Regions from separate parts of the Homo sapiens genome. Here all the other regions are linked to region 2. The links are chromatin contacts, found by Hi-C in ENCODE. All regions are on one chromosome and are shown on one strand. The core of a region is the stretch at or near the end of the contact, and the rest is flanking DNA. Distances in the headings are between cores, read along the strand shown. Region 1 overlaps STEAP1B (STEAP family member 1B). Region 2 holds the start of HYCC1 (hyccin PI4KA lipid kinase complex subunit 1). Region 3 holds the start of FAM221A (family with sequence similarity 221 member A).

Evidence for each region. A loop is a pair of places that touch in the nucleus more often than their neighbours do. Pooled maps may share reads with other maps.
Region 1: a map with no recorded cell type shows a loop between it and region 2 (6-fold over the local background). The contact joins the enhancer-like site here to the promoter of HYCC1 in region 2. A Hi-C loop is called at or near these places in 1 of 168 maps with a recorded cell type or tissue (HepG2), 16 of 37 single-sample maps with no recorded cell type and 5 of 50 pooled maps.
Region 3: a loop to region 2 is called in a map of CD8-positive, alpha-beta T cell, with 10 times the contacts of the local background. The contact joins the promoter of FAM221A here to the promoter of HYCC1 in region 2. A Hi-C loop is called at or near these places in 3 of 168 maps with a recorded cell type or tissue (CD8-positive, alpha-beta T cell, naive thymus-derived CD4-positive, alpha-beta T cell and prostate gland) and 6 of 50 pooled maps.

Annotation. Positions count from the first base shown.
Region 1 is chr7:22,432,038-22,435,609 of GRCh38, forward strand. All of the region lies in intron 4 of STEAP1B (STEAP family member 1B), which reads right to left. Among named protein-coding and RNA genes, the nearest start is that of STEAP1B, 66 kb to the right of the region's middle. RefSeq lists enhancers at 1,993-2,287, 2,061-2,205 and a cis regulatory region at 2,125-2,142. Within about 2 kb of position 2,219, at least 8 of the 41 ENCODE cell types and tissues checked have a DNase peak (open chromatin) inside an H3K27ac peak, as active enhancers do.
Region 2 is chr7:23,012,506-23,016,084 of GRCh38, forward strand. It overlaps HYCC1 (hyccin PI4KA lipid kinase complex subunit 1), which reads right to left and starts at 1,625. Exons shown (of 11, transcript NM_032581.4): 1 at 1,420-1,625. RefSeq lists enhancers at 327-1,008, 1,426-1,615, 1,776-1,955 and a silencer at 966-1,235.
Region 3 is chr7:23,678,507-23,681,953 of GRCh38, forward strand. FAM221A (family with sequence similarity 221 member A) reads left to right here and starts at 1,693. Exons shown (of 7, transcript NM_199136.5): 1 at 1,693-1,777. The coding sequence starts at 1,713. RefSeq lists a silencer at 1,627-1,916 and an enhancer at 2,247-2,496.

The DNA of each region.
Region 1 (3,572 bases), core at 969-3,468, 580 kb before region 2:
AGCCTTTGGGAGATGATTAGATCATGGGTAGAACCTTCATCAGTGGGATTGGTGTCCTTATAAAAGAGACTCTAGAGAGACCCCTCACCCCTTCTGCCATGTAAGGTTAGAGTGAGAAGATGGCTGTCTATGAGAAGTAGATCCTCGCCAGACACCAAATCTGCTTGTGCCTTGATTTTGAACTTCCAAGCCTCTAGAACTGTGAGAAATAAATTTCTGGGCTGGATGTGATGGCTCACGCTTCTAATCCCAGTGCTTTGGGAGGCTGAGGTGGGAAGATCATTTGAGGCCATGAGTTTGAGACCAGCCTTGGCAACATAGAGAAACCCTATACCTAATAAATAAATAAATAAATAAATAAATAAATAAATAAATAAATAAATAAAAGGTTAGCCAGCTGTAGTGGCATACACTTGTAGTCCCAGCTACTTGGGAGGCTAAGGTGGGAGGATCGCTTGAGCCCTGGAGGCAGAGGTTGCAGCCAGCTGAGATCATACCACTGACTCCAGCCTGGGCAACAGAGTGAGACTCTGTCTCTAAGGAAAAATAAATTCCATTGTTTACAGGCTACCCAGTTTATGGTATTTTGTGATAGCAGCCTGAACAAATGGACAGTCTTCATTCTACCCATATCTCTGTAATGAGCCCCTTCATTAAACTATGTGATTTGCCGTCTGTTTCCTTCCTAAACCTTGACTAGTACAATACCTGAATGAAAATTGAGAAATTACTACCCAGAAGAAAGGAGAACGGACACTAGGTAGCCAAAAAAACAGCAAATGTGTACCATGATCCACTACGGATTACATAGGTAAGCAATATTAAAGCACACACATGTACAATAGCAGCCTCGTCTCTTGTTAGAGAAATGCTCTCATAACTCCCTGACAGCAAAGAACTGCCAGTTGCTTCATGAGCTCAACCTCAGGTAGAAAAATACTCAGCCCTTCAGCTCTGCCGTTCCTGCCAGCAAATGCGGCCTGACTGCTCATAGGACATTTCAGTAATCAACTGGAAAATGAAAAATAGAAAAACACAGGGGGAAGAATGAGAAGAAAGAGAATCCCAGAATCTAACAGAACCTAAATGAGTTATTTCACCAAAAAAAAACAAAACAAAACCCAAAATCAAAAAGCAAACTTCGCAAGCTCCCATTCATTGCACCCCAAAAGACAGAGAACCTGGTAATTTGACCAGACTTCTGTAACAGCCACAGGACACCTTCCCCCAACTTACTATTTCAAGCCCTTCCACCCCCTCCACATAATGACTCATTGTAACCCCAGGGAGAGAGGATTTTCCTGCTCACAAAAGCACAAAGACAGGTTAGGCCAAACCAGTTTCAAGGAGAGGAGATCTATGTAGGAAAGGGGACCCAAATTGTAACAGCCACAGGACACCTTCCCCCAACTTACTATTTCAAGCCCTTCCACCCCCTCCACATAATGACTCATTGTAACCCCAGGGAGAGAGGATTTTCCTGCTCACAAAAGCACAAAGACAGGTTAGGCCAAACCAGTTTTAAGGAGAGGAGATCTATGTAGGAAAGGGGACCCAAATTGTGGATATTTGGGCCTGCCACATAGGAGAACTTCTATTGGGCAGGAAAGATTGCAAAGTATACCTATACAATTAGGAAGCGTATATTGGAAGATGTGAAAGGATAGACAGATTTAGGACTGTGCTATTCCAAAAAGCTACCCACCACTACTCATTCAGGAAAGAATGAGTCCTTGAACTGGTATAACTGGTTGTCAACTGAGATGAATTAAAGAACAAAACTGCTGGGCTTTGTCATGATGAACATGTGTGTATACGTATGTGTGTAAGATCATCCACCACCGATCACGTTCTCCTTTGTCCTCTCAACTCCTTTGCAGGTTCACAACAGTGTTATGGCGGGAGCAGGGAGGCACCTACATCCATTGGACCCATCCTGACAGCTGGGAAGGATGTGTCCAGCCACCCAGGGATGTGCATCTGGCACCCACCTCACAACAGCTGTTCTAACCACGTAAGAAGCACAAGGGTCACCGGTTACTCTCCATGAGAACAAAAGGCCAAGGATGCAGAGATAATTGCATCAAAGGGATTCAACTTCCTGGATGACCTCATTCCAAAGATCTGCAGAGCCCAGATAAGCATCCCAGGGTTCTGGCAGAGGGCCCCTCCAGGGACAGGAAGGGGACAGGAAGCCGGCTTTCCGTGTCTGTACCGCCTTCCTTGGGAAGGATAGGACACCTGTGGCCATCAAGTCATGATGCCCCATGCTGTCTCCCGCCAACTCCACAAGAAAGGCAAATGAGTGTCACATCGCCCCCAGAGTCATGACTCTGCTGATCCCACATGGGCCCCATAGAGGGCTTTTCCTTCTAGGTCTTCACCATAGATTTCTCATATTTTCATTTAAACAGATTTGTATGTAATTCTTGAATGTTTCCTTTCTTTCATATTCTCAAAAAATACATTAAGACTAGTAAGAATAGGTAAAAAAAAATTGGTACATCTCAGAAGATAATATGTGAGACTAATAGCTATAGTTTGCAATAAAGAAAATTAAATGAGGTTTCTAAGCACTTATGTATTTATTCTCTAAATGTTTTTGAGCCCTTTCTATGCCAGACACAACTCCAAGTCCAGAGACGGAAAGATAAAATGTTCCTTATGCTCGAAGAGCACATAGATTTGTTAGAAGTCATAGATACTTAAACAAATGATTATATAATAAGTTCTACAATGTAATTTTATCCTTGGGAATTCTGCTAATATTACAAGGAATAATAAATAGTCAAAATAAGAGTCCTTTATCAAAATTTATTTTTATACTGCTCAGTTTTGCCCTAGAATTTGTTAATTTATTCAATATTCTCAGCCCAAATCATTCTACAATGGTGGAAAGATTCTAAATCTATGCTGTCCAGTGGAGTAGCTACTAGCCACATGTGGCCAGAAGTACTTGAAATGTGACTAGTGTGACCGAGGAACTGAATTTTAAATTTTATTTAATTTTAACTCAGGTCAATGTAAATAGCCACATGTGGTTAACATAGTTCCAGAGTTCTAGTCCCAGATAGATCTGGCCAGATTTACCGAAACAAGTGAAGGTTAATCAATTGTGATTAAAATCAAGCAACACACCAATGTGAATGGCCAATGAACCATTCAAGAAAGAATCACCTGCCTGCCCACCTGCACCCACTCAACCTTGAATGTCTGGAAGAAAACGAGCCTGTTAGACACAGCAGGAAAGGAGGTGGAAAGTGTAACCATAAGGCAAGGTCAAGCAGCTCAAACAGAAGCACCAGGCACAAACAAACCACAGAGAAAAGCTGGAGGGACAGCACGAAGCTGGTGAGTGTCAAAACGAAAATAAAAGCAAGTTCAAGCTCAAGTCCAATTTTTAAACACTTGAGATTTTAGAAAAATAAGTAGAATCTAATCCAAAAGCCATTTATTGACAACCCTCCATCAGTAAATTTTTTCTGAACATTTTCTGTAGGCTCAGCACCAAGGGGGGTGGTTATTAAGAAGTCTATAGTAACATCAGTCTCCACCTTAAAGAATCTTAAAAT
Region 2 (3,579 bases), core at 375-2,874:
AAATATGTGATGCTTTTCCCCCTTGCCACTTGGTTTGATTGAACTGATTATTTGAATAGCTGACTTTGAAGCCACTATTGGCCAAGCAGATCTTAAATGTTTTTCCTTCCTTGTCTTTGCCTGCACTTCAAAAATATGGTGGTTTAGACTACTATTCATCCTGTAAACCTTAAAATGTATTCACCTAAAGAAAAAAAAATACTTGGAAATGTCGGGGGAGGTGGGGTGCCTGTGGATGTTAGCAGTAGAATGTTTTCATGGAAAACAAGCCTCCCAGTCTTTCTGACTTTATGGCAATAAGATTTGAAAGCTGAAAACCTCAAACTGTAAAGTGTTACATGAACCAAAGAGGTGGCCCACCTGCTCCAAAAACTACTGTGTGATCCAAGGATAAATAATTTGCAAAAGGTCAGCTTGGCCCTACTGCCTGTAGGGCAGTCTCTGAGATAAGAAGTAGCTGCCGGTGGAACAAATTCCCCCTACCTGAAGAGCGCCGCGGCTGCCAGGCTTGTGATAGTGTATTTCTCAGAGAGCAGATTCTGTGCAGTACTAAACCACTTAGGCAAAATTAAAATCTTTCAGGAATGTCTAAACTCACAAAGCACACATGTGCAAGCTGACGGGCAGACAGCAAATTTCGGGGAAGCGTACAAACTTGGGGGTGTTTTAATGCAACCATTTTCAGCCAAACCCCCGAGGATTCCCGAGTATGTTAAAATGAGCCTCAGGAGAGGAATAACTCATAGAAAGAAGGGGCAAGGGCTCAAGAAGAGATCTTCAGCGAAATAACCAAGGAAGGAAGCGTGGCTGCTGTCTGAACCTCTCCGCCCTGCAGGGGACCAAAGACCGACTCGGGCCAACGCTGCTCTCCAGGGGGCGAGGGCGGGGGGTCGACAGTGACCATTGTGGCCACCAGACCGGACGGACAGTGGCGGCCTCGCCGAAGTAGAGGGCGCGAGTGGGAGAGGAGGCAGAGGCCAGAGCATCCGCCGCGGCAGGGAGGGGACGGGGGGCTCCCGCCCCAGGCCCACCCGGCAGAGGGGCGGCCGGTGGGGCCGAGGCGGCGGCACCCGGGTCACAGCAGGAGGCTGGACTGCTCCTCGCCGGGAAGGAAAGACCCGAGTCGCGCGCACAAAGCTGCCGCCCTCCAGGCAGCGGGCAGGCTGCGCCCAACTTCGGGGCGAGCAGCGCCGGCCGCAGCCCACCCGCCCGCCAGCCGCCCCCAGCGCCCCGCGCCGCCTCGCACCCACCCATGGCGCCTCGCGCGGGAGCCGTTACCCCCAGTGGAGCCGCGGCCCCAGGGACAAAGTCCCGGTCCTGTCCTCGCCGCCGCCTCGCCCCGGCTCCTCCCTGACAAAAAAAAGTTATCCGTTGCCGGACGCCCTGGGGGCCCGGCGTGGGTCTCTCGGCTGGACTCACCAGGGCGGCTGCCGGAGCTCCACCTGCAGGACCTCGACTCGTGAGGCTCTCAGCGACAGCGACGGAGGCTGCTCTGCTTCCTCCCGAGTAGCAGCACCACCTGCTCCCCTTCTTCCTAGCAGAACGGGTCCCGGTGAGCCATCTTCCCCCTCCTCTCACTGACTGACAACCCAGCCGGGAGAGCCACCACTGCCGCCAGCCTCTCTGACAGGCACGACCAGGGACCCGTCCTCAAGCAGCCAACCACCACCGCCCCACGCCAGTTCAGCCTATCGCCGTCCTCCGGGGCGGGATCAGAACAACTTCTCCACCAATGAGAATCTTCTTCTGCTGGGCCTGGGGCGGAGCCATGAGGCGCCTTGAGTGGGCGTGGTCTGAGCAATGGGCGTGATCCGGGCGTCCGAGGGAAGTTGATTGACTGTAAGGTTTGCGGTGGCCGCTAGGCGATGACAATCAGCGAAGGTCTCTTAGATTCTGAGCCGTTAGGGCTTATGGCCTTCTCAGAAAAAAATAAACCTTACCGGATGATGTGAAGGGTATCAATTTGTTTCTCTTTTGTGAGAAAAGAGAAACAAATTGATAATTTACTAGTCAGTAGGATTTACTTCCCTGTAATTAAATTCACAAGAATTTATCAAAATCTTATCAAATCCCGGGAGGAAAAAAAAATTACGTTTTTGCAAAATGGAAATACAAACTTCCCCCTCACTACATCATTGCTTTTGGGCTTAGCCTGGAAAAAGTCAAATACGATGCCTCAGTTTTCTTTCCATGGGGGTTGTTTTTATTTTTTCCATCATTCCTCCCTACTTTTTCTCTGAACATATACTAAATGTTTTGTATAATAACTGGAACCCGAGAACACCTGAACCTGCGCCTGCAGACAGTACTGCTGTTTTTGACCTTGTAAACCTCTCCTACCACATCCTTCTCAAGACTGGTCAGGATTAATTAGAAGAAAAACTGACCTCCACCCTAGAAGACAGGAAGTTCATTCTAGCTTTACACTAGAAATGGGCAGGATTTCTCCAGAAACACTAAGTGAACTTTTCAAACATGCTGAACTCATAAATAACAAGCACATAAATAAGAAGATATATTACTTGATATCAAAAGGGTATCAAGCAAACAATTTCAGGTAATTATTAGGGCAGATTGCTAAAACAGATAGGATCCCCCTCCAAAGGGAGGATCAGATTAATGAGTAAATAATAACAAACTACAGTGATAAGGACAATAGAGATTGGTTCAATGAGCAATGGAAACAGAGGACAAGAAATGACTGTTTAGGAAAGTCAGCGAACTCCACAAGGAAGGTAATGTTTGAGTTGGATCTTAAAAGGTAAATGGGAGTTTGCCAGAGAAGAAAGTCAAAGGGTATTTCAGAAAGGGAGAACACCATGTTCAAAGGCATGGAGCTGTGAAAGGGCACAGAGCCATTGTGGAATGTTGAGAAGGTAGATGGGGTTAAATGATGAGGAACGGCCAAAAATTGGGCTGGAGCAAAAGGTTGAGGTGAGATTGTAAAAGACCTCACAAGCTACACTAAGATATTCAGACAAGCACTGTCCAGCAGAGCTTTCTGCACTGGTGAAAATGTTCTATATTTGTGTTGTCCAAAATAGTAGCCATTAGCCACATGTGGCTATCAAATACTTGAAATGTGGTGTGACTGAAGAGCTCAATGTATTTATTTATTTATTTATTTATTTTTGAGACAAGGTCTCACTCTGTCACCCAAACTGGGGTAGAGTGCTTAAGTGATCCTCCCACCTCAGCCTCCCAAAGTGCTGGGATTACAGACATGAACTACCATACACGGCTGAAACTCAATTTTTAATTTTTTTTTTTTTTGGCAGAGTCTCCCTCTGTCACCCAGGCTGGAGTACAGTGGTGGGATCTTACCTCACTGCACTTCCACTTCCCAGGTTCAAGCAATTCTCCTGCCTCAGCCTCCTGAGTAGCTGGGGTTACATGAACTCACCACCACACCCAGCTAATTTTTGTATTTTTTGTAGAGACAGGGGTTCACCATGTTGGCCAGGCTGGTCTCGAACTCCTGACCTCAGGTGCTCCACCCACCTCAGCCTCCCAAAGTGCTGGGATTACAGGTGTGAACCACCATGTCTGGCATTAATTTTTAATTTTAACTTTAACAAC
Region 3 (3,447 bases), core at 443-2,942, 670 kb after region 2:
TCTAGTTTGTTCCATACTCTTATTCGTCACGCTCAATATTTTTGTTGACTTCTTTGGCCAGAAGAGTTTACTGCTCCAGCATCTTCCTGGAAGAGTCCACAATTGGGCTAAATCTATTTTAACCATTTCCCTCTAGATTTTTAAATTGTACTTGCCTACACAGACATTCCCCTGCCACTTTTCTGTAAGCCTGCAGAGCCTGGCATTTTCTTCTATTTTTCTTTGTTAGTTCAGTTGCTGCCTAAAAGCAAGACTAGGCTCTCATAGAGGTAGAATGGGGCTGGGCGTGGTGGCTCACGCCTGTAATCCCAGCACTTTGGGAGGCTGAGGCGGGCAAATCACGAGGTCAGGAGATCAAGACCAGCCTGGCCAACATGGTGAAACCCTGTCTCTACTAAAAATACACACACACACACACACACAAAAGCCAGGCGTGGTGGCTAGTGCCTGTAATCCCAGCTACTCAGGAGGCTGAGGCAGGAGAATTGCTTGAACCTAGGAGGCAGAGATTGCAGTGAGTCGAGATCCCGCCACTGCACTCCAGCCTTGGAGACGGAGCAAGACCCCATCTGGGAGGTGTCGGGTGGAAGAGGTAAAATGGACAGCAGCAAACCACACGTGTGATAGGAGAGAATACTGAGCTGAGATCAGTTTCCTAAAATATGAATCCGATTTCAGGATCACTCATTTATCTGACTGTCAAGAACGCCTCTGAACAGGAGGAAGACTTTGGGGAGAGGGTGGGGTTTGTTGAAAGGGTACCGAGAAGGGAGGTGGGTGGTACCCAAACAATTTGTTTACATAATGTTTTATGGACCTGAAATATGTAGAACAGTACTTTGAAACTAAAGTACTGTACTGAAGTTTAATTATTTTTCTTATTGTTTGCATATTCTCCCTCCCAGATACTTTACAGAGGGCGCTAAAGCTGATCCCCTGGGAGCTTCAGAGTTTAATGACTTCGCCTGAAGATTTCCTATTCTTTTCCACAACGTGCTAAGTCAAATTATGGCCAAATTACCAATCGCATGGTAATTCAGCTTCTAAATATATTTTGCAGAGTGTTTCCAAAAGTTAAAAAACAACAACAAAACTTCACCTAAATTGTTTTTACTTGCTTCACCTTAAATCAGTTATTCGGTTCCTTTGAAGAACATGTAGCTTTAGCAACCCCCAAAGTGAACCCAGATACCCAGGACTACTGATTGTTACATCAGAGTTTTTGAAAACGCCAATACTGGAAACAGGCCGACAGTTAAGGAGAGGCAGGCCTCAAACTAAAGCAGAACCTTCTCAAAACTACTTATATTTCAAGAGATGGATTAAGCGAAAAGAGCTGTACAAAGAAATAAGCCATTTTCTATGCGCCTGTTATATGCAAGGCACTGCACTCCCTTGTCACTTGTTAATTTACAAGAAGACTCGCCGGTCCAGGGAAGGGAGAGGGGAATAGGTGCAAGGTTTGTGGAGGGCGGCAAACTGCACTCCATGTGGCGCGAGGCTGCGCTTGCGGAGATCCGGGTTCTGGTGCCTGGCGCCGGCAGCCAGTAGGGGCGCGCGTCCTGCGCAGTTGCCGCGCGCGGCCTCCTCGGGCTTCAGGCCGGGCCAATCAGGAGGCGGGCGGGAGGGGGCGCGGTACCGGGAGGGAACGGGGCGGGTCGGGCTTCGAGGTCAGCTGGTCCGCAGGGAAGCCTTTGGCTTCCCCACCGGCAATGGAGCGGTTGACGTTGCCTCTCGGCGGCGCGGCGGCGGTGGACGAGTACCTGGAGTACCGGAGGTGAGGCTGTGGCTCCGGGCCTGCCCCCCCGCCGCTCCGAGGGGCCAGGATCCCTGGGCTGGGGGCGCGAGCAGGGGCCCGGCGGGCGTCCGCGGGGGTTCCCGGAATCTGTGCCTGGGCTGTTGGGGGAGGCCTAGATGAATTCCAGTTTAGTCTTTGCCTAATTAAATATTGTAGGGCCACGCGGTTCTATGCAGTGATGAGTCTTCCAATAACATTTAAGAGGCCCCTCTGCTCCCTTCCAAGAAGGATGACTAACTCTAGATTGATACAGAGGTCCAGCTGTTTTTTAAATGGCCATTGAAAACAGGCACATCGAGTACTCGGGGCTATAGAAGTTAGCATACATCAAATTAACCCAGTAATTGAGTCAACCGTGAACTTCTGAACGCGCTCCCCACCCCGAGGTGCTGGTTTTAGGAGAAAGGCACCGACTGGTGTTTGGTATTCTGGAGAAACCCCTTCCGAAACTGGAAACGGAGTCGCTCCTTTGGCCTGAGGACGCGGTTCATTGTCCTGGATCCTGACCGAGGCTGGTGCACCTGCAGCGACGCGCTCTTTTTCCGCTTCCTGGGGTTTTTGATCGTCCGGAATCTGGGCGGATGGGAAGTCCTGGAGAGGACCGCCTGAGGACGCGGAGTTGGGGCGGGAGGATGTGTGTGTACAAGCGGAGGGGAGACGCTCCAGGCTCCGCCAGGGAGGCCGGAGCGAGCGACAGGGGCTCCTCTGCGGCATCGTGGGTGGCCCAGATGACCCAGAGGTGTGCGCGCAGACGGCCCCCCAGCTGACTGTTCTCCCCTGCTCTGACTGCCCTGTTTGTGTAGTTTTGGGTAACCCTTAGAACTGCCTGGATATTCTGAGCCAGAAGAATAAGGGCTAGGAGCTTGATGGGGTCAGTTCCCACGCCCGGTTCAGGGTCAGAACAACCACCATCCCGTCCTCTCCCAGAGCAGAGCCGGCTCCTTTAGCCTCCAGTTCTCCAGAGCTTTTGCCTGGGAGCAAGTTGCTGGAGCTGGTGTTGACTGATAACTTGGATATTTAGATATGTGAATTGTGGGCCTCCAGTTGACTCTTGCCTAGCTCCGAACATGTTAGGGCAGACCTATGTATGTAGTTATTTATTTTATTGAGAAATTATTTAGTTATTTATTTTATTGAGACGGGGTCTGACTCTTTCCCAGGCTGGAGTGCAGTGGCGCGATCTCGGCTCACCGCAATCTCCGCTTCCTGGGTTCAAGTGATTCTCCTGCCTCAGCCTCCCGAGTAGCTGGGACTACAGGCGGCCAGCTAATTTTTGTATTTTCTGTAGAGACGGGATTTCACCACGTTGCCCAGGCTGGTCTTGAACTCCTGGACTCAAGCTATCCACCTGCCTCGGCCTCCTAAAGTGTTGGGATTACAGGCCTGGGCCACCGCGCCCGGCTGGGAAATTATTTTTGCAATCGTAAATAACTTGCAACACTTCCCTCTGAAAGAGATTATCAGGTCCTTTACTGACGTCAGAATTTTAGAAAAGTGGGGAAAACAGGACTTGAGTACCTAGATATGAAAAGGTGGGCTGGGAAGGTGGGGTGGGAAGATGAGTCAAAATATGAGTTTAGAAGGAAACAAACTTTCCTTCCGAAGAGTTTTCCTGGATTTGCTCTTGCCTAGGTACTTCGGTGGGAGTC